Linked DNA regions of Homo sapiens: region 2 is linked to region 1. A link is a loop called in an ENCODE intact Hi-C map of the cell type or tissue named here. Cell type or tissue: heart left ventricle. All regions are shown on one strand. Each heading gives the region's core, and the rest is flanking DNA. Links, peaks and the distances in the headings are about the cores only. Region 1 overlaps CDH2 (cadherin 2). Region 2 overlaps CDH2 (cadherin 2).

Region 1 (11,625 bases), core at 6,488-11,487:
AACACTGTGAAACTATTTCTATTTTCTCAATGCCTTTGAAAATAGCAATTAGTATGGAAAAAAATAAAAAGTCAAAGATACTTAGACATGAAAATATTTGAGTGTTCTCATATAATTGTTTCTAAATATGGTATAATGTTTACTTGAGCAAAAATTAGAAACCATATGTGAGTATTTCCACATTTTCATTCATTTGGTTTATGTAGTGCTGTTAAATGCTAATACATTTAATATATAAGATCTGTGGTTTCTTGTTAATATTTTATAAGGATATTATGGTTTTATGGTTAACATCATTTTGAGGTATTACCTTCAGAGCAAAAAATTTCTTTAAAATAATTATTTCCCTGGTGATTAATTTTATGTTCATCATGTTCACACAGTTTTATGTGGGCTAGAACACAATAACTACATCTGATATATGTAAACTATGCAATATCTCTAATAATAAATTTGTTGTTTAATAGTATGATTTTTTTTGCCATAATCATTTAATCGTGTATAGACTTAATTAATCCAGAGGATCAAGCCTGTTCTTTCAGTTGTCTAAGGAAGCGTATTTTCTTTTTTCCCATGTTATGATATTCTGGAGTTTCTACTTGAGATTATCTGAGCATAAGAAAATTTAATGTTGATGGAAGGAAGGTTGTTCTCTCAGGAAAAGATGTTCAAGCCAAATTTTAAAATCGTTTTTGAAATGAAATTTTAACTGTTTATATGTGTCTGTTAAAATAGCATAACTTTCATTAAATATCAACTCAGTATATTCATACTTAGGATAATTACATAAAGGTATTGATTCGATTATATTATCCAACTCTGACTAATACCAGCTTGAGGCAATTCAATGGAAGTCATGTTTGTGAGAGATTGGGGATATTGACAACGAGACAACCATCCATTCCTTTAAGTTATATCTGATAATTAGCATGTTTAACCATCATCTCTAAGAAATGTTATACTTTTTCAACTTAATAAACTTTACTTCTTGGACCAGTTTTATATTAGCAGAAATACAGAGTTTCATATATCTCTCCCAGTACTTGGTTTCTCTGTTGGTAACATCCTGCATTAGTGTGGTATATTTGTTACAATTGACAAATAAATAACAATGCATTATTATTAACTAAAGTTTCTAGTTTGCAATACGGTTCATTCTTTGTGTTACACAGCTCTATGGATTTTGCCAAAAACATGGTGTTATGTATCTACCATCATAGCATCATACAGAATAGTTTCACTCCTAAACGTGTATTTTAAGATAAATTTGTCATCATCTCTTCTTGAAAGCCCATATATTAAAAATAATAAAACTGCTTCATATTTTGAAAAATAAAAGTTGAAAATCTTGTTCATTATGGTACTCAGAGTTCTGTACCTGCCATTCATAAGGAAAATGTTTTAATAACAGAAATAGGTTGGCTCCAGTGGACTATGTATTTCTCCTTACAGCAGTCAAATGTCCATGATATTAGCCTTATTTTCATCATCAAAGTTTAATTTTTGAAGCTAATTTAAATAAAGCACGTCCCATGTATATCTTCTCCCTTTCACATCGTTTCTATGTACTATTTTTATTTTTAAGCCTTAAAGTCTTTTTGAAAGGCTATGAACTAAAAAATATATAACTTATAAATTAAGTATATATTACTGGTATACCTAAGATTCTGTAACTTAACAGTTTTCCACTTTTTTCCTATTAACTTTTAAGTTTGTGTAAAATAAACAACTTGAGTAAGTTTTAGTGTTTGTTCCTAGAGCAGAGGTGAATCTTGTCAAATTCAAGAAGATATTCCTAGCTGCATCTAAGTCATAGGTGAACCAGACAACAGGCAATAAACCTTGACCAGTGGATGATAAATGGAATTCACATGTTATCCATTGAAATTTGAAAGCTTTTTAATTTGTGTGACTTGCAAATAATAAAATATGATTCACATGGAAGAAGCATATAATCATGAGCCAGGTACCATACATGGATTGCTCCAAAACCACAGGATCAAGTCAGGACTAATATTTCATCAAGGAGAACTTTTTCAGTTGACTTAGTTTTATCTAAGATATTGACCCAACTGATTAAATATACAAAGGGAATTGTGTAATACACCACATTCCATAGAGCCTGAATAATGCCAAAAGATTTTGTGTATTTTAATATTTGAGCAAATGAGAATTAGCACCTGTTTTTAAAACTCTGAAAATCGTAATAACAGATATATTAAACCAATTCATATTGGTCATAGGTTAGGGGCAGAGGTGATAGAAAAACCAATTGACTTTAAATGACTGACCTTTATACAATTTCTTCTAAAGTGTTTTCTCTAGTGTCAGACTCTCTTAGGTCAACCTCTTCTCATTCATAGGATGTGCAGTAAGTGACTTTTTGCAAATGCGTTTTTTGCAAAGTCCTCCTTCTTTCCTCCCTCAAGCACTGTGACACCTGAATCCAAATAAGTAACAGTACAACATTAATAGAATAAGTGCCAGTGACTATGAAATCCCCGCTTCTGTCTGTCAAACCCTTATCCTACCTTTGTTTCTCTTTTTCTTTTCTTTTTTCTTTTCTCTTTCTTTCCTTCCTTCCTGCCTTCCCTCCTTCCTTCCTTTCTTCTTTCTTCATTTCTTGTTTTCTTTCTTTTCAAAAAATTACAATAGGTTTTTGGGGGAACAGGTGGTGTTTGGTTCCATGAATAAGTTTTTTAGTGGTGATTTCTGAGATTTGGATGCACCCATCACCCGAGCAGTGTACAATGTACCCAGTGTGTAGTCTTTCATTCCTCACCCTGCTCCCACCCTTTCCCTGAGTCTCCAAAGTCCATTGCATCATTTACACCTTTGCATTCTCACAGCTTAGCTCCCACTTATGAGCGAGAACATAGGGTTTAGTTTTCCATTCCTGAAGTTACATCACTTTGAATAATGGTCTCCAGTTCCACCCAGGTTGCTGCAGATGTCATTAGTTTGTTCCTTTTTATGGCTGAGTAGTATCCCGTGGTGTGCATATAAATATATAAATAAATATATATATACACACACATATATATGTACATATATATATATATATATAAACGTGTGTGCAAGTATCTTTTTCATATAATGACTTCTTTTCCTCTGGGTAGATACTCAGAAGTGGATTTGCTGGATCACATAGTAGATCTACTTTTAGTTTTTTAAGGAATTACCACACTCCTTTTCATAGTCATTATACTAGTTTCCATTCCTACCAGCAGTGTAAAAGTGTTCCCTTTTCACCACATCCATGCCAACATCTATTATTTTTTTTATTATGGCCATTCTTACAGAGTGAGGTGGTATTACATTGTGGTTTTGACTTACCTTTCCCTGATAATTAGTGATGTTGAGCATTTTTTCATACATTTCTGTTCCATTGGTCTATATGCCTATTTTAATACCAGTCATGCTTTTTTGGTGACTGTGGACTTATAGTATAGTTTGAGGTCAAGTAATGTAATACCTCCAGATTTGTTCATTTTGCTTAGTCTTGCTTTGGCTATGTAGGCTCTTTTTTGGTCCCATGTGAATTTTAGTATTGGTTTTTCCAGTTCTGTGAAGAATAATGGTGGCATTTTGATGGGAATTGCATTGAATTTGTAGATTGCTTTTAGCAGTATGGTCATTGGTCATTTTCACGATATCGATTCCACCCATCCATGAGCATGGTATGTGTTTCCATTTGTTTGTGTCATCTGTGATTTTTTTCAGCAGTGTTTTGTAGTTTTCCTTACAGCAGTCTGTTGCCTCCTTTTTTTTTTTTTTGTAGCTATTGTAAAAGGGGGTGAGTTCTTGATTTGATTCTCAGCTTGGTCACTGTTGGTGTATAACAGAACTACTGATTTGTGTACATTAATTTTGTATCCTGAAACATTGCTGAATTTACTAGTTCTAGGAGCTTTTGGGATGAGTTAGAGTTTTCTAGGTACAATCATGTCTTCAGCAAACAGCGACAGTTTGACTTCCTCTTTATCAATTTGGATGGGCTTTATTTCTTTCTCTTGTCTGATTGCTCCGGCTAGGACTTCCAGTACTGTGTTGAATAGAAGTGGTGAAAGTGAGCATCCTTGTCTTGTTCCAGTGTTCAGGGGGAATGCTTTCAACTTTTCCCCATTCAATATAATGTTAGCTGTGGGTTTGTCATAGATGGCTTTTATTACCTTAAGGTATGTCCCTTCTATGCCAATTTTGCTGAGGGTTTTAATCATAAAGGGATGCCAGATTTTTAAGGTCACACCTTAAGGAACTAGAGAAACAAGAACAAACCAAACACAAACCCAGCAGAAGAAAAGAAATAACCAAGGTCAGAGCACAACTATATGCAGTTGAAACCAAAAAAGATACAAAAGATAAATGAAACAAAAAGCTGGTTATTTGAAAGATAAGTAAAACTAGTAGACCGTTAACGAGATTAACCAAGAAAAGAAGAGAGAATATCCAAATAAGCTCAATTAGAAACGAAACGGGAGATACTACAACCAATACCACAGAAGTACAAAAGATCATTCAAGACTACTATGAACACCTTTACATGCTTAAACAATGAAATATACAGGAGACGGATAAATTCCTGGAAGTATACAACCCTCCTAGATTAAACCAGGAAGAAATAGAAACTCTGAACAGACCAATAACAAACAGCAAGATTGAAGTAGTAATTTAAAAGTTGCCAAGAAAAAAAATTCAAGGACCAGACAGATTCACAGTTGAATTTTATCAAACATTCAAAGAATTGGTACCAACCCTATTGACACTATTCCACAAGATAGAGAAACAGAGAATTCCTCCTAAATCATTCTGTGAAGCCGGTATCACCCTAACCAGGAAGGGACATAAGAACAACAACAAAAAACTACAACAGAGCAATGATGAACATAGATGCAAAAATCATCAATAAAATACTAGCTATAACAGAATACAATAGCATAGCAAAAAGATAATCCACCATGATCAAGTGGGTTTCATATCAGGAATGCAGGAATGGTTTAACATCTGCAAGTCAATAAATGTGATACACCATATAAACAGAATTAAAAACAAAAAATAACATGATCATCTCAATAGACACAGAAAAAGATTTCTTTTTAATGCGCTATTTACTGTGGTACTCTCAGAGGTCTAAATTTGGCATTATTCTCTTCGTATGCATTTTTCAGATCTTTTTGTTAATTTTATTGTTTTATATTAAAGCTTTAGATATGAGTGACTTATGTAATGAGTTTAGATTCTTTTGCACTTTTGTATGGGAGTAAACCGCTGGAAATCAAACAGCCATGTGCATAGATGACTTGAAGTTTTCATCCTCATCTGCAGAACAGAAACAATGATTCCCACCTCAGGAGTCATTTTTAAGGTTAACATGTGACATAATCTGAAGTGTCTTTTTCAGTGCCTGGCATTCCATAAGTATTAATTCATTTTCTTCTACTACCAACAACCTAATAAAAAGTAGAATTTTTTGAAGTCCCTGGGTTTTGTTTGTTCATTTGTTTGTGTTGCTAGATGTTACTATAGTAGGCTGTGTGTACTTCTAAGGTTCCCATCTGTTTCCTACTTTTTGAAAAAGTTGTAAGATATTAGTGGATATTTAATGAGCACTTATACTGTTCCTGTGACCATCAAGTGTCCTAAGAAACAAAAGAAGCAATACTTAACTCTCATGAAGCCAAAGTGAGTTTATAGTCTGCTTAGGGAGAGAAGATCCACTCATATGAAATTATTAATAACCATCATTATAACTATTATTATTATAAACATAAAGTATCAGTGTGTTTCAGTGGACAGGAAATACAAATAAAAATAAAAAATTTAGAGCAGTTCCAAATGAGGGCATAGGCCGAAATCTTGTGAAAGGCATCATGGTCGACTCTTCCCCCAAAGTGATGACCTGGCCCTAGGGCTTTGGTATGGAAAATGGGAGTGTCCCAGATAAGAATTTGAGCCTGTGGGGTGGAGCAGCACGAGGTAGGGGATGACTGCAGCCTCTCTCGCCAGGCAGTATATGTTTTAGAAAGTGGTGTAAGTAAAACTGAAGAGACCAGGTGACCCAAGAATTAAGAGAGCATTGTACTCTAGGTTAAAGATCTGACATATAATGTTACAGATTTTAAGCAGGGAGGAGAAAATCACAGCAGGTGTCTAGTCTAGCAGTGGGCATGCCATGACCAGGAACTGGGAAGACTACCCAGGAGGCTTATGTAACAGTCCAGGTGTTTATGGATGACAATTAATAATACTAGAGTGATCACAGTTAACAAAAAAGTGTGCAGAAGAGTATGTAATTTTTCTATTCCAGATTATGTTTTTAAGGACCATGAATCCCTCTTGTAATATAAAAAAGTACTTTTTATACAAAAATATGGCAAAAGTCTCGTTTTGATTTATCAGCAGGGATCCAAAAAACAATTTTACATTTCATTTTTTGTCTTTAATGAAAGATGAGCAGTAGATGGCATTGTTCTGTAGAAAAGATTCCCATTTTTCACTTTTAAATCATGGGGCATGGAAGATGGAGTAATTAAATATCTTTTGGGATACTTCTACTCCAAAGACAAACATTTTGACTTAACATCATTTAGTTTGAGATATACTTTTATTTTCACTTTGAAATGATTGAAATATGAAAGATAATATAGATGGCATTATGTGGAAAATAATATATTCAGTAGTTAAAGTATTTTATGACTTCTATCAAGGATTTTATGGTTACTAAGGGAAATAAGCATGCCTGTTATTTAGATGTGGCTGTGTGCACGTCTCAGTGAATTTATTCTAATGACAGCAGAAGAACTGTCAGCAGCTTATATGTGCAGTGGGAGGGTTCATAAACACTTTACTTAGATCCTTGAGAAATGCACAAGGTGTATTTGATTATATTTTGTAATATGTCGCTATTAATTACACTCCAAAGAGTATCCTATGTAATTATAGCCAGAACATAACATCAGACGTTTACAGAAATAAAAAAATCATTTTTTATTTGATCCCTTTACTTGCTATTCCCATAGAATTTTTCTTCAGAAAGAACAATTAAGGACTTTAAAGGAATAATCTTCCTTAGAGAATATTTTTGTTTTTATTATTTTATTACATCTTGAATTTGTCTAGTTCTACACAAGTTCATGGTTTAATTTTTGTTTTATTACCTGTTGAGACAAGCTGTCATAGCATTTAAGACAGCAGTAGTTGTTTTTTTTTTAAGTGTGAAGTCATTGCATGTATGATAGAGATAAGACACATTTTTGAATTCTTCTACTCTTGTCATCATTTTTTTAATTTAAAATTTCTTTTGGGATACACCTTTATTTTTATTTGTTTAAAATTTTTTAAATATGTTACTGCTTAATGGAAGTACTGTAAGCACTAAGAGGAATAGAAATTTGTAAATTATTTACCTGTTAATTACCATAAGGTCTTACAATTCTAGAGCATAGTAAACATTCAACATTAATAAATGCATTGCTTTCTTCCTGTAAGCATTTGTTCCGAAATTATGTATTAAGACTGTGTGCCAGAAAGTATGCAGGGTATGCAGGATAACTAAGAACATTTGCCCCAAACTGCCTCTTCCAAGCAGTGTCAGACATGACTAAGAAACTGAGGTAGCAGAGCTCAGATCACTACATGAAGACTGAGAAAAAGGGGGTTTGTTCTGCTTTGAGTGACTTTAGACCTGGGACTGAAGAGTGAGTGGAAGTTTGTAATAGGGTGGGAGGAAATACCAGTGAAAGGTGTCAGGGTGAAAAGCAGGTGCACCTGAGGACCCAGTGTCCAGGAAGTATGAAAAGAAGGGGAAAGCTTTGGAAGAAGGAAATGCTAGGGCACAGCTCAGAACTACCATCTGGCATTTCATAGTATGAAAATGCTTTTGATATAATAAAATAAAAATAAAACTTCTGTGTTTCATGCTACTGTATTTTTATCCTTTAACCTAAGCAGGATATAGGTTTAAGTATTAGGGGTTTTTTTTTGCCTTTTTGGTATAATTATAATAACTGACCTATTTCTTATCTTTTACAGTGAAGTTTAGCAACTGCAATGGAAAAAGAAAAGTACAATATGAGAGCAGTGAGCCTGCAGATTTTAAGGTGGATGAAGATGGCATGGTGTATGCCGTGAGAAGCTTTCCACTCTCTTCTGAGCATGCCAAGTTCCTGATATATGCCCAAGACAAAGAGACCCAGGAAAAGTGGCAAGTGGCAGTAAAATTGAGCCTGAAGCCAACCTTAACTGAGGAGTCAGTGAAGGTATAGTATCCGAATATGGCTTTAGGGCTGGTTAAAAATCAGCTTTATACAGTTTGAACTAAATATATGCTTTGCTTCAGACCACATTAATGGATGGCCACTATTTGCATTTGTATCAACTTTGGTCATTTTAATAATATTTTGTTGTGTTTGTAATCTCTTAAGATACGTAGACTAAATATATTTTAAGCAACTAGAAATTGTATTTTAAAGATTTGTTTATACTTTGAGATTTATAATTTAAGTTAGAAGCAGTTTGTTTTAAATTTCTTAGAAGTTTTACAAGCTGTTAAATAAAACCACAAAATAAACAATTCTTTACAAGATGTCATCAGTCAGATTTATTAGATGAGAAGTACAGATTTAAAGTAGTAACAGGAAAACATTTCTGGCAATGAGTATTGGGTTTTTGTCTTGTCCCTTAATAATCCAGTTGGGGGGTATGAATTATTTATACTACCAACATGACTTTTTAGGAATGATATACTCCCTCTGGTGGAAGCTGCTGTGAGCCAAGATAAAATAAATGAGGTACATTTCCAACAGAGTGCCATTCAGTTCAATTCAACAAATATTTATTGAGCACTTAATTTGTATAAGTCATTGTTCGGAATTTTAAATAAAATACAGTAACTTCAGTAACGTTATGATAATATTTTCTGAATATTTTAGTTTTTTGAGTTAATTCAAAACAAATATGATGGGACACACCCATATATTCTGAAGTCCATGAACTATGGAACTATGACTACTACTTTTTTTATGCTTATTTTACTGTGAGAGGTAAAAACAGACACATTCATTTCTGGTATTTAATTGTAAATGTGATATACATACCCACAATCAAACATGAATAATATATCAGAGGAAAATATATCATTTTTCTCTTATTTCAGTGTTGTGGTTTTATTATGTGAAATTTAATTTGTTAATCTATTAACTGTTGAGGGAAGTCATGTCATTGGGTAATATAAAGTGAAAACCCAGTAACTAATGGAGTGAAAAGATGCTTTTGTTGTTGATTTGCTGTGTTCCAGCAAACTAGCTTGGATATTTGCACTGAAGCAGCAAGGGCTAATGGCTAAAATGTCTACAGATAGAGGAAGAAACAGAAGAAAATGTTGACATCCAGCAGAGATTAATACCTAATGTGCAAAGTGGGTCATCTGCAGCATCCATCATGGCTGACATAGGTTTAGAATAATTACAGCATTAATTCTGTGGGATATAATAGGGTCATAAATATTTGAGACATTCCTTAGCAGTATGTATTAAACTTCTCTTGGAATTCAAATTATATTTTAGCACATCAAGATCTAAATTTAATGTACAGTAGCACATTACCTGAACTGTGGTTTAAACTAATGAGAAATATATAAAAGGGTACTATTAAATTTTGCTCAATATTAACTGCTATCTAAAAAGGTTTATAGAAACTGCAAATAGTTTACACAGCTGTGCCATATAATAAATTGTTTAGAATTCAATTTTTCAGATACACAGTATAACCCAAAAATTTTATGGTATTTTTCTGTTATTTTAATAGGGGGCCAGGGAAAAGGGCCTCCAGACTTATTTTTTGTTCATAATAAACTGTGATTCCTATGCTTTCAGGTATTCAATAATATTGATGTACTTTCAGAAAATGTGTTTCCTAGTACTCAGGAATGTCTTCTATTTTAATGTAAAGGAGTCAGCAGAAGTTGAAGAAATAGTGTTCCCAAGACAATTCAGTAAGCACAGTGGCCACCTACAAAGGCAGAAGAGAGACTGGGTCATCCCTCCAATCAACTTGCCAGAAAACTCCAGGGGACCTTTTCCTCAAGAGCTTGTCAGGGTAAGGTGGCACAATTTTAACTGTTTTCATACCACAAGACAAATGTATGTTAAAAATATTTCTGTCTATTTTTTTTACAAAGTAGAATTTATGACATGTATATACTAAAAGTGTTTTTCTATAAAGATAGAATTTCTGTAGTGTTGTAGAAAGCCTCTTCTCATTTTCTTTGTTACCTTTTGGATTATTTATAAGTAGAGCTCACTTGTAGGTCCTGCACACTGTGGATTAGAAAGCTTGTTCAGTTTGTGACTACACAAGCCCTAAAGCCAACACATATTCCCAACCATACCATTTCCACTCTCATAACACACACACCCCTAAACTTCCCTGTCTGAAAGCTGGGCTCTCTGTGATGATCTTTGCCCTCTACAGATGGTTTTTGGGCCACAGAAAAAATAAAGGGCAATCATTGTTAAAAATGCCAGCACCAAATGCATTTGAGAGTTTTTTAAAGAAAAGAATGACCTCTGATACCATTAACAGAATCCCCAGGGCAGTGTAAAATCATAGGCTTTCAAATCTGAGGAGTAAGTTTTTTTTTTTTAGTTATTTACTCTAGATACATACCATCAGCTACAGAAAAAAAATGCAGATATTTTTGCATTTTAATAAACTTAACCCATTATTTATTACAAAAGTATAGTAAGACAAGGCTGCTGTATTCCCACTTATTAAAATGTAAATGTTTCTGTATATGATTATTTTAGCATTCTAACACATACTTACTGAAAGCCTTTTTTTTAAAATAAGCCGCTTTAAAATATGTTGTATATTCTGTCCTAATGTACATTATAATTCACTTTAACAAAGAATGTAACTCTAAATTAAGATACTGTCTCTTTTTCTACTTTAATGAAGTTTGAGAGAAAAGGGAATTTTGCTTTAACTTAAAAAAAAAAAAAACAGGCAGGGCACCTGTAATCCCAGCACTTTGGAAGGCTGAGGTGGGCAGATCACGAGGTCAGGAGATCAAGACCATCCTGACTAACACGATGAAACCCCGTCTGTACTAAAATACAGAAAAAAATAGCTGGGCGTGGTGCTACTCGGGAGGCTGAGGCAGGAGAATGGCATGAACCCGGGAGGTGGAGCTTGCAGTGAGCCGAGATCATGCTACTGCACTCCAGCCTGGACGACAGAGTGAGACTCCTTCCCCCCCCGCAAAAAAAAAAAACCTAGATTTTATTGATGGATTAAGTATAAGTACCTAATACATAAGGATCTCTTATTTTTCTCTGTACCTGCCTCCCTTCGTCCCCTTCCATAGCCTGTTCTGTCTCCTGTGACTGCTCATACATTGACTTAATTTTCTTGAGAGTAGTTGTATTTGGAGAAGGCAGTGAGCCTATAATGATATAATGTTTGCGAGCATAAAAATATATTTTAAAATGCTTTCTTTTGTGCTTTATTATTAATGAAAATTTCAGGTGTCACTTAAAATGATACGGAAAGCTTTGGTGCGCAATGAACAGTGTTAGTACAATGCAAGTACAGAAGTCTGACATTCAGGGTCAACCATAACTGTAT
Region 2 (11,625 bases), core at 3,994-8,993, 52 kb before region 1:
GAACCGGCACATACGTATTTTCCCAACTCTTCCTCTTACTCAAAAGAAGGGGAAAAAGAGAGAGAGAAAGGGAGGGAGCAAAAATTGGCAGAAAACCGTGAAAGAAAATGAGTTTGACAGATTTTTCAGTTCTGGATGTCTGTCTTCCTGTTTCCTAAATCTGTCAGAAAAGCTAAGACCCTGCCCCAACAAAGAATAAAATCCCCAAGGCCACTCTCTGAAAAGAGGGGAGATACACATCATTCTTTCCCCAAATTATCAGAAGGAGATCCATGCAGGCAGAACCGAGACACAAATCATTATCTCCAAATTATTGGTATGAAATCATATCAATGCTTGGGGCTTTAAAATGGGTGGGCTGATGTGGAGAAGAAAAAAAATTGAAAAACAGAATGTCTCCTAAATAATAAATAAGTAAAATCGAATTGTAATTTAATTCGAATCCTACCACTGATGGATTGCTCATGATTCGTGGTGTGACATGATGTGTTGTTTACCATTTCCTGACATGCTGCCTTACTACCTCTTTGTCTCCCCTACATTTATCTTGTGACATTTAACTACTTGTTTACACTTTGTTGTCCCCAGTTACACCATGAGCTCTGTGAGGGCTGGGAGTGGGCATACTGCCTTCACAGTGCCCAACTCACAGCAGGTATTCCAGAAGGCTTTGTCGTCTGGTTTAGTGAAGCGTCCAGCCCAGGAATGGAGGACAGGCTAGTTGTATGTATTCCCTTCTCAGATGCATTAGCTTGGCAGTTTGGTCGGCATCCTCTCCCTGTCTCCTTTTTGTGTTGGTCGATTATAGTCTCATGCTACAGGAGACAACCTGGTGCCATGGAATGAGAGCATCTGATTTGGAATCAGTGACATACCAGTGCAAATCCCACCTCTGCTCCTTAGCAACTACTTTCTCAAGCTTTAGCAGCTAAAACAGGGATAATTATACCTATCTCATAGGGTTGTAATATGGTTCAGATGAGATAATAACTGTGAAAGCACTTTACAAATTATAAAGGTGGTAGTTGTAGTTGAACTTGTAAGGTGGAATAACAGTAGTTGAAAATACTATACTTTCTATGCAACTTTTTACTCTTGGCAAACTTCCTTATGTAGACAGGGTGGTATAACTATCAGTTTACCATATGTTTTCTTGACCTACAGAATTCCAGCTCTCTTCTAAGCCGTGTTCCCAAATCACATCCCAATTTTCACCCTATCTATGATTCTGTGAAGATTGGATTAACTGTCTGGTTAGTTGCCGTGTTTCCTAGTCTATTGATTCGCCTCTGCCTACTAGGCTTCTTATGGAGGTCGATACACTGGAGGCCTTAAAGTGGACTTTAACTTTATCACGTTATTTTGGTTGAGGGTTGGGAGGAGCCTACTTGCATTACATTTTTATGGCATTCTCAGGGAAATGGTACCTTGAGGGGAGTTTCTGATGGGGTGGAAGTTTAAACAACCAGTTCCCAAGATGCCTCCAGAAAAGTTGCAATGTCAGCTCTGAATGCAGCTCAGGGTCATTATGGTGGTGACTCCATCTCCCACATAAAATATGGTAGATGCCTTAATGTGTCCCGCATTCTGGTGGGGCAGCTAATTCTCTCAGTGTGTGCTTATAACACAGGTATCAAACAAGTCTGGGAGAGCCCAAGGACTGCATCCTGATAATATATAGATGAGATAGTAAATGTTCTCTTTTATTTTTAAGATCTGAGGGAGGAATGTTTAAGGTAATCCACCTGAAAAAGGCTAAGGTACCCTGGAAAGCAATGTTAATGTGAATTGGTTGTCACCAAGTCTGTTGGTTCTGGGTACTTGAAAGTTGGAATGAAACAAAACATGGGATTACTATTATAGAAAGACTTCAAAATGAGGAGGGTAGTTCCTCTGGAAGATAGAAATTTGTCATCCTTTGAGCCAGAGTGATAATGGCAAGTTCAGAATAAAATTGATTATTTTTTCCACTTACAGAATAATCATATAGACCTTTTTAGATTGTTGCCTCAAACAAATTTTGAAGAACCATGTCAAATTCTACATAAACAAACCAAGGAAAGGTTGGCATTAGTGTGATCACATTTCCAAAACTGAAAATACTGTCATATAAAGATAGGTGTAAAACTTTGTGCACAAGTTGTGAAATAATGTGCATCTTTACTTTGTCAAGTTTACTATAATTTTCAAAGTGGTTGAGATGAATTAATTTTCATATTCCACTTCATAGAGTAAACAGAAATACCTTTCATTCCTTGTTATGTTTAGTCTGGAATTAAGGGGGAACTCCAGGAATATGGCCCCTGTATAATATGTGACAACATTGTGTTTTTCTGTTTTCCAAAAATAGCAAAAGAGAAAGAATAAAGATGGTTTATTATGTGGTAGAGACTTGTCCTCTATGTAATCTAAGGTTTTTATGTTATTAAATAGATTGAAGATTGAATAGCTTTTCAAATGCACACTCCCTATCGGGTTGTATCTAAAATAGCATGGGATCTAATTCACCTTAATGAGTTAGTTCTTGACTCTGTATATCTTCTTCAGCAAGAAGGGATTTCATGTCAACCTTCTTAAAACCAAGTGTACTCTTAAATCTGCTAGCACTGCGTGATGGTTGCTAATGTTATTATTTTTATATGTGAACATCAAGTGTCAATAGTCTCGAACAAGGCTCAGTGAAGCTCTTTTGGTCATACTGTTAATACATCTTCCACTTTTAATACAGAATATCTGCATTATAAGCTGTATGAGTAAATTCAGTTTATTTTTAATTTGTTGATGTTTTGTACTAGCTAGGAACATTTATTCATGTATTCCATCTCAGAATGTTCAAAGTAGTGTTGATAGTGACATGAGTGTTTGTGTGTGTGTTTGTTAACTTAACCTTTGAGCTTCAGCAGTGCGTACTGACAAGTTCTTAGATTTAGACTGTTTGGCACCTTTGTATTTATATTTATAGATAGCCATTGTTCATGCTAATAATGTTGAGACCTTATAACTAGCAGCTCTGACATTTTTATTTCTTCTTTTACTGTTCACTTTCCAAGTCTGAAAAGCTGTTTGAAATGGTTTGGGGATCGGGGATCTTCTCTTTGCTCTTTCGCATCTACTCCTTGCTTCAGGAGGCTGATTTGTATGGACTCAGCGGTGGGATCCTCCCTTGTGTTTCGGAAGGATTTGCCAGTGAGAGCCTTGGCAGAATTGGAGGGAGGGAAGAGGGGAGGATCAGGATATTTATTATTCTGTTTTTCTCCCTATGGAGTGGTTTTACACTGGTGTCACTGTACTACATTTGGAGTTTTATTCAGCTTTATTTTGATAATTCTTACATTGCATTATAAACATCAGTTTCTAAATAGTTAAAACTTTACACTCAGAAATAGTCTTGTCTCATTATAACTAGATAATTTATCATTATAGAAATGAGAAAATTTGAGGCCCACATAAGATGATATACCTTACTTAAGAATATTAAAACTTGACCCTAAGGGACATTCAATACTTTTGACCATGGTCTTGAACACAAAGTAAATTATTTTACTTTGAGGAGATGGTGCTTTATATGCCTTGATTGGATGAATATTTTTAGTCAACAAAGTAAAACAAAATAAGAGATACTGTTTAAAAAAATGAATCAATTGGAAACAACCCAAATGCCCATCAGCTAATGAATGGATACATAAAATGCAGTATATCCATCTAATGGAATATTACTTAGTCATGAACAGGAATGAAGTACTGATACATCTACTACATGGATGAAACTTGAAAACACTGTGCTAAGTGAAAGAAGCTAATCACAAAGGACCACATATTGTATGATTCCATTTGTATGAAATGTTTAGGTAAATCTTATAGAGACAGAAGGTAGATTAGTAGTTGCCTAAGGTTGGGTGGTAGGGGATTGGGATTGGGGAGAGGGGTGAGTGGAATGGGAGATGACGGCTGTGAGGGGCAGAGTTTCTTTTCGGGCAAAGAAAACATTCTAAAATTGGTTGTGGTAATAGATGTACAGCTGTGAATATACTAAAAGCCATTGAATTATATACTTTAAATGAGTGAATTGTATATGTGAATTATCTGAATAAAGCTGTTAGTCAGTAACACTAGAAAATAAACCAAAAGTAAACAAAACCCAAAACACAAAAATATATATTTCATAATCTATATGAGCATGCAGATATTTACTTTCAGATTTTGTGAAGGTTTTTTTATAAGCTGCTAATTACCAGGAAGTATATAAATCCCTGCAGTCTATTTGTTAGTACATTTATAGAGTTTGTTTTCCCCTGTACGTTATGAAGTTTTGTTTTTATAGGTTTGTTTGTGAGGAGAAAGACCCAAATAGAAAACTAAATTTCTATATGTTCTTATTTTAGGGTTTTATTTTGAGTTTTACTTAAAATTTACTTTCGGTTTTTATCTTTTGTGAGTTTTGCCAATTCTTTCACATTGGAGGAGTATATACATAAATGATGCAAGAGTTGAGTCTAGTAAGTACTAAATGTGCTCATATTGTGGATTTCAAATTGTGACAATAACCTTTTTTTTTTTGTAATTTACAGATTAACTTTTTTCCATCTAATCCAGTGGTAAAACTTACCCTTTGTACAATTCAGATTCAGCTTGACTATAATAGAAATCATTATTCCAACAGTAGAGTTGTAGCAGCTTTTCAGTGGCACCTAATCTAAAAAGAGAATTAGTAAAATGGTTTTAATTACATGCTTGTCTGCTTGATAGGCAGTAAGAAAAGGAGAGTTTTGCCTTTGAAAAGTGAAAAGGGGTCTATTTGGAGAAGGGGGTTGTCAATACAATTCCATGCATTCCTATCAAGAATTATTCTGAAAATTAATTCTTAATGCATTAAACATAAGAGCCTTTGTTCGAACTCTTGTGCTAAAGGTGGCAACCTTAAAATCTAAAAATACTCTGATTAGACACCCAAGTTTTACTTTAATAATGTAAAATCAGTGTTTCTCTTTATGAAATATTTGCATTTTGAAGTTTATATGTAATTAATTTTGAAGGTACAATTATTTTATATTTAGTAAGTGTCTGCTTTGGCTAGTTTTTTTCTTCTTCCTGTGTGCAATTGAAATATTGTTTATTATTGTTTAGTTCAGTCCATTGTAATTTCAGATGCATGTTTTGTACTTACCAACAACTTTTCAAATGGTTATTATCAGAGAGCATTGTGACACAAATGAACACGCAAGTCGTAGAATGTGGCCAGCTCTTGAATATTTGATGCACAAATAGGGAGAATGACAGAATGCAGCCAGAAACCTGTCATCCCCCTAGCTCCACCTCCACTAGAAAGCTCCAGGATGCTTTCTTTGTCAGAATTGGTACATATCTGGGTGGATAATCCTCAAAGCCCAGGGAGAGTGCAATTTAATGTTGTGGTCTTCTTAGAACCCCTAGCATTTAAGTTTGGTGTTGCCAATAAGAAATAAAGGGTGCTGTATCACCTCATACCTAAGGGACTACTGAGATCTTCGTATACTTCTCAGATATCATTGGTTATGTTCTCCTGCAGAATTTAATATTGGAGAATTAGACAGGATGATAATGATGATAAAGATGACAATGAGAGAGGAAAAAAGGGATGATGTAACATTTCTTACAAAGTCAGGACTCTGGGCAAACAAGAAACCAATTCTACGGCTAGTTACCATGGATTTCCTTGAAGGTTGACAATGACTGGATTATCAGTGTAGCATTCCTGGCACTTGAGTTAGTGTCTGGGAATGTAGAGGAGTAATCCCTCTTCCATATTAGGAGATGGAAGCATATATTGTTGAAAAAGCAGTCCTTTTGAAAAATCTTTTTATTACAGTTGCTATAGAAGGGATTCTTGTTAACATGTAGTGAACCAAGTGCCGTTTTTGTTAATTACTTCTTTGGTAATTAAAATTCTGTTTTGGATACTCGTCCATCACCCTACCACTTGTATCCTGATATACGAGTGTTATGTTGTATAGGTTATCAGCTGTGATGCCTGATAGAGTTGGGACCCTAGCTTAGATCTTGGCTTAGATCTTGTCACATCTCTTAACAATGAAATGTCAACAGGGGATAAAAACCCTTGGTGAATGAGTTTCTGGCTCAGTTCCCAAGAGTTGCCCTTTATCAGAAGGACTGAAGAGTATTACAGTGAGCTACAAACTGGGATAGTTACTGTGAATCTAGAGTTTTTTAGTAGCCACTGAGCATGGCACTTGACTTGTACCACAGCTTCATTTGTGACTTCCTTGGGCATGAGAAATCTTATGATGGTAAGCAGCTTTGGGGAAGGAAAGGGAAAATTTATGGTCCTTGGAAAGGACAAGCTGAGAGAGGCAGGCTTATCATGAAGCTAGGGAAGTTCAAGGTTCAGGACCCTCACTTTCAGGCCCTGAGTAATGGGGTTTGCTGGAAATTATGTTAAGTGTCCTAGGAGGAGAGTAGAAGCAAGGTTGCAATTTGAAAACATTTCTGGTAAATTTTCTCAAGAGATCTCCGAAGAAGGGGACCTGATTCTCTCAAGGCTCCAGTAACATTGGTGATTTATTTTCTCATTTTAAGTGACTGTTCACTTTATAGTTCATACTTTTGTTAAATAGGGCTCCAGTTGTTTTTTTTTTTTAATTGGGGCTTTTTTGTTCGCATTTCTTTAAACCACCTCAGAACTGGGGGTAGGTGGCCAGTTCCATTCATCCCCATCATTCTGTTTTAGTCTCTATACCTATTTTATTTTTTATTTTTTCTTATTTTGCCACTCTTGTATTTCCTTTCTCCCCACTGGCTGGTATGACCCCATAGGCTTTGGCTGATGCCTCATGGAAAAATGAAGTTCAGGAAGCCAGTGAAAGAAAAGAGGATGCCAGGTGTGGTGGTACACACCTGTAGTCCTAGCTGCTTGGGAGGGTGAGGCAAGAGGGGATTGCTTGAGCCCAGGAGTTTCAGGGTGAGAGACTGCCTGGGCATCTAGCCTGGGTGACAGAGTGAGACCCTATCTCTTAAAAAAATAAACTGTTAATAAAATTTTTAAAAAGAGATGAGAAAAATTTCCCACTCCCCAGGGATTGCCTCCATACAGATACCATGTTTAGAGATGGGAGTCATTTTGAGACAGAAGAGAGAAAAATCTCTTTCCATCCCCACCTACCCCCCCCTCTTTTGAGGAATTCATAGTTTTAAGAGATTTCCAGATGTTTCTCATCCAGACATGTCTGGAGAAATAAATGAAGGACAGCATATATTTTAACTTGTTTTGGTTGTTAACGCCTTGCAGGCAGGCAATAAATATTCTATTACCTTTTCCTGTGTCTAAGTCGATCTTAAAGGTAGAATAAATTGGGGCTGGTTATTATTTGCAATATACTGTGCTGCTGGTGATTTTTGAAGATTACAGAATATAGACAGTAGCCAATAATATTTTGAAGTGGCTTGAAGAAGAAAATATAGAAAAGCCTGTTCATAACTTTCTGAAGCATGAAAGAGGATACTTTTGTCTACAAATCCCAGGATATGTAGTTTAAATGGTATGAAGTTTTACATACACAGTTATGCTGTCACATCTGTCCTAACCAAGAAAATTTGTCTCTGCAGACACCCTGCTGTAGATCATTACCGGGTTCAAACTTCACTTTATGGCTTCCTGAAGCTATGGGCCTCCTGCTGACATTTAGTTTTGCATGTTGATGAGAAAGGGAGCCCCTGTGAAAAGTTTTTATTAGGATGTGTTAATGATGCTTTAGTGCTCTACACAATGGCTGACAGAGATGGGCTGAAGTTGTGGGTGTGTGCCACTATAAATAACCTGCCAGAATTCCCTATTTTTCTTTGCTCCAGCTGAGAAAGACTTCCATAGCCTTCACAGAACAATTCCTCAAAGGAACCGTCTCTTCTCATTCCCTGAAACAGTGTGTTATTCTTCTGCCTTTAGTTAATCTACTTCCTGCATTGTTGGTTGTTGACTCCTCTACCCACTTTGTTTTGTTTTTAAACACCAATTGGTGAATATGTTCCAGTAGTAATGTGAAATGTTCAGTAAAATGGTTAAGCTTCAAGATACAAGAAAAGCAGTATAAGCATTTCTTTTGTCCCATAATAATTTTTTTTCCCAAATAGTTTTTAATGCAACAAATAGGATTTTACAAAGCTATATACTTTTATTATAAAAAAATCACCATAACAAAGACTTATGAGGACATACAGTGCTACTTATATCTAATGTTTAAGTAGCTACGTTTAAATTACTGCTTTTTAAAAATGCTATTATAACATAGTTTTAACAGTTTGGGAGCATATTAGGCTTTTATGAAATGTGTGTTTCTGAGACAGAGTCATGATCTGTCACCCAGGCTGGAGTGCAGTGGCGTGATCTCGGCTCTCTGCAACCTCCTCCTCCCAGGTGCAAGCAATTCTCCTGCCTCAGCCTCCGGAGTAGCTGGGACTCCAAGCATGTGCCACCACTCCCAGCTAATTTTTGTAGTTTTGGTAGAGAAGGGGTTTCACCATGTTGGCAGGCTGGTCTCAAACTCCTGACCTCAAGTCATCCGCTCGCCTTGGACTTCTAAAGTGCTGGGATTACAGGCATGAGCCACCACGCCTAGCCTGGACGGTGTATTTCTCAACTGGTGATAGTTCATTCCATTTTTCTTAATGTTGCATCATTAAAATTTGGAAAGTTTTAATATATGCAGTTGCCTGATTTTATGTTAGTGTGGTGAATATTTGCATCATGAACTCAGTTGCACAGCATGGATTACTTGACTCACAGAATAAGGGCTGTTATAAAAATAGTTTTATTGTTTTAAAAACACTTGGAAATAACAGTTTTCATCTATAGTATGCTATAAAAATAATGAAGACAGGACAGGCAAAACTCTATTATTGACTCCAGCTGAATATATTGGATTATAAATTCTACTTAATTAGTTGAAGAAGTTATATGTTTTCTGTTGGAAAATTGACAGATTGTTTCATTTATTGGACAAATTAATAAATATTTACCAGTAGTCTTTCCTATTGCATTATATTCTCTTTCTTTTGAAATAATTTTAGCCACTTTTCAATTTTTAAAAAGAGATAAATGGCTAGAAAAATATTAAATACCTCAAAAATTTATTGCAAAAAATAAGGCTGTTCATTGTATCTGTTTGTAAAACTTAAAGACTGGAGCAAACCAAATGATTTTGAACCAGGAATTGCTTGAATAGATTATGGTATATGTGGTACATCCATCTAAGGAAGTACTATGTGGCTGTCAAAAGGAATGAGGGCTGTGTACAAATTGCTGTGGAGAGATCTCTAGGTGATACGGTTTGGCCGTGTCCCTGCCCAAATCTCATCTTGAATTGTAGTTCCCATAACCCCCATGTGTCATGGGAGGGACCAGGTGGGAGGTAATTGAATCATGGGGCAGGTTTTTCCCTTGATATTCTCATGATAGTAAGTCTCATGAGATCTGATGGTTTTATAAAGGGGAGTTCCCCTGCACATGCTATCTTGCCTGCCGCCATGTAAGACATTCCTTCGCCTTCTGCCATGATTGTGAGTCCTCCCCAGCCATGTTGAACTGTGAGTCAATTAAACCTCTTCCCTTTAGACATTATCCAATTTTGAGTATGTTTTTATTAGCAGTGTGAGAACAGACTCATGTGCTAGGATAAAGTATTTGTTTGCTTTTGGGTTTTTTGAGACGGAGTCGTGCTCTGTGTCCCAGACTGGAGTGCAGTGGCACAATCTTGGCTCACTGCAACCACTCCCAAGTAGCTGAGGTTATAGGCACATGCCACCACGCTCGGCTGATTTTTGTATTTCTTTAGTAAAGATGGGGTTTCATCGTGTTGGCTAGGCTGGTCTCAAACTCCTGACCTCAAGTTGTCTATCTGTCTCGGCCTCCCAAAGTGCTTGATTTCAGGCATGAGCCACCATGCCCAGCCTAGGATAAAGTTTTAAGTGAAAACAGCACAGAAGAGGGAAGTACACTTAATAAACAATGCTTCCTGTTTGTGGAAAGGAGGGTGTTTTGTGGACTTGACTGTGGAAATGTGTACAAATTTTGCTTTAAGTTTAAAACAAAACCAAGATAATGAAGACAACTAGTAAAAGTACAATATATAAGTCCCAATGTAAATCATGTTGCTGGTATACATGGCCACACTGAGAAGAACCATTTTAAATGATGTTATGTCACAGAAATTTTAACTATATAGTACAACCTTAGTGGGATATACATTGAAGTTCAAAAAAAGGCAAAAGAAAGTTTAACTTGTCTCACAGTCATTTTTAGTGTTAGTGCTAGTTTTGGAAGAAACACAGAGGTGTAAGATTGGTATGATTAAGTAAAAAAATGAATTTGCATGAGAAGTAGCAAAATGATTTATTTTTTTAAAATGCTGATTTTGTTGATTTATCCTTTGGAAATGCCCGAAAACAATGAGTATCCAATAGCAGTGAATACCCTGAGGGTCCATACTGAGGTTCACCAGAAGGAGCCAGGGTTCTTTAAAGAAATGGCTGGTTCCATGTCCAAGGCAGGAAGTATATGAGATGACCTGGAATATCATGTTATCTTACAAGATTACTAGTCTTACCAAATGGTCTCCCAAAACTAAGCCAACTTAGTTACTAACAAGGTTACTAATTGAAGATGAGGAACAAAACCTATCCCATTTTGTTTATGGTTTTGAAAAAGATAAAGAGAAAGAATCAAGTGCTTGTTTTGCTTTTTCTAGAATGACTGTACTTTAGGGTAACTATATTAGATAGGCAGGTTCTTCTGTAAAGAAATACTGCAGTTAATAAGTAAAGAAGGGGCTAGGCGCAGTGGCTCATGCCTGTAATCTCAGGACTTTGGGAGGCTGAGCCAGGCAGATCATTTGAGTTCAGGAGCTCGAGACCAGCCTGACCAACATGGTGAAACCTCGTCTCTACTAAAAATATGAAAAATTAGCTGGGTATGGTAGCACGCGCCTGTAGTCCCAGCTACACGGAAGCTGAGGCAGGAGAATTGCTTGAACCTGGGAGGCAGAGAGTGCAGTGAACCGAGATTGTGCCACTACACTCCAGATTGGGCAAAAGAGTGAGACTCTGTCTCAAAAATAATAATAATGATGATGATAAGTAAAGGAGGAATTATAGAAATTTGCATCTCTTATTGAAATAGTGGATCTAAGTGATGATCATCAGTGACTAAAAGGAAGACTATCTGTTATGCGTTGTTATGTACTCCTGATAGGAACTTGTTTGCCAAAAAAAAAACCAGGGTCTGATCAAACTTCTAGATGTGCCAGCTTCTAAGTAATACAGAGTGCAGAGGATCATATTACATGAAATTAGAGAATTTGAATCTGCAAAATCTAGATCGCAGGGGAAAATGTAGGACAAATGATCCAGTTTCTTCCACAAAAAAGTTTGAAAGGAAAAAGAGGATGAAGAATACATAGATTAAAGAAGAGACCTATCAACCAATCTCATTGGAATCTGATTCAAACAAATGTGTATGTGTGTGTTCAGATATATAATATACATACATTTACACATATATGAAACATACATAAATATGCTTGCATATCTGCATACCTATGTGTATGTGTCAAAAGATAAAATCACAACAAATTTTATTCA

What was found. Hi-C counts contacts between places; a loop is a spot of excess contacts. Peaks named below come from ENCODE experiments on the same cell type or tissue, not always from the same donor. Only the 100,000 strongest peaks of a DNase experiment are listed, where the experiment ranks them.
Region 2: it touches region 1 in a loop (2.0-fold over the local background); 3 of 110 quality-filtered maps call a loop at or near these places.

The regions. Positions count from the first base shown.
Region 1 is chr18:28,010,316-28,021,940 of GRCh38, reverse strand. CDH2 (cadherin 2) reads left to right here. Exons shown (of 16, transcript NM_001792.5): 3 at 8,032-8,258; 4 at 9,949-10,095. Among named protein-coding and RNA genes, the nearest start is that of CDH2-AS1, 95 kb to the right of the region's middle. In heart left ventricle, for the core only: a CTCF peak has its summit at 8,734 (motif pointing left); no DNase peak of the experiment used is centred there.
Region 2 is chr18:28,059,675-28,071,299 of GRCh38, reverse strand. The region is part of intron 2 of CDH2 (cadherin 2); the gene reads left to right. Among named protein-coding and RNA genes, the nearest start is that of CDH2, 110 kb to the left of the region's middle. In heart left ventricle, for the core only: no CTCF peak of the experiment used is centred there; no DNase peak of the experiment used is centred there; H3K27ac peaks cover 883 bases.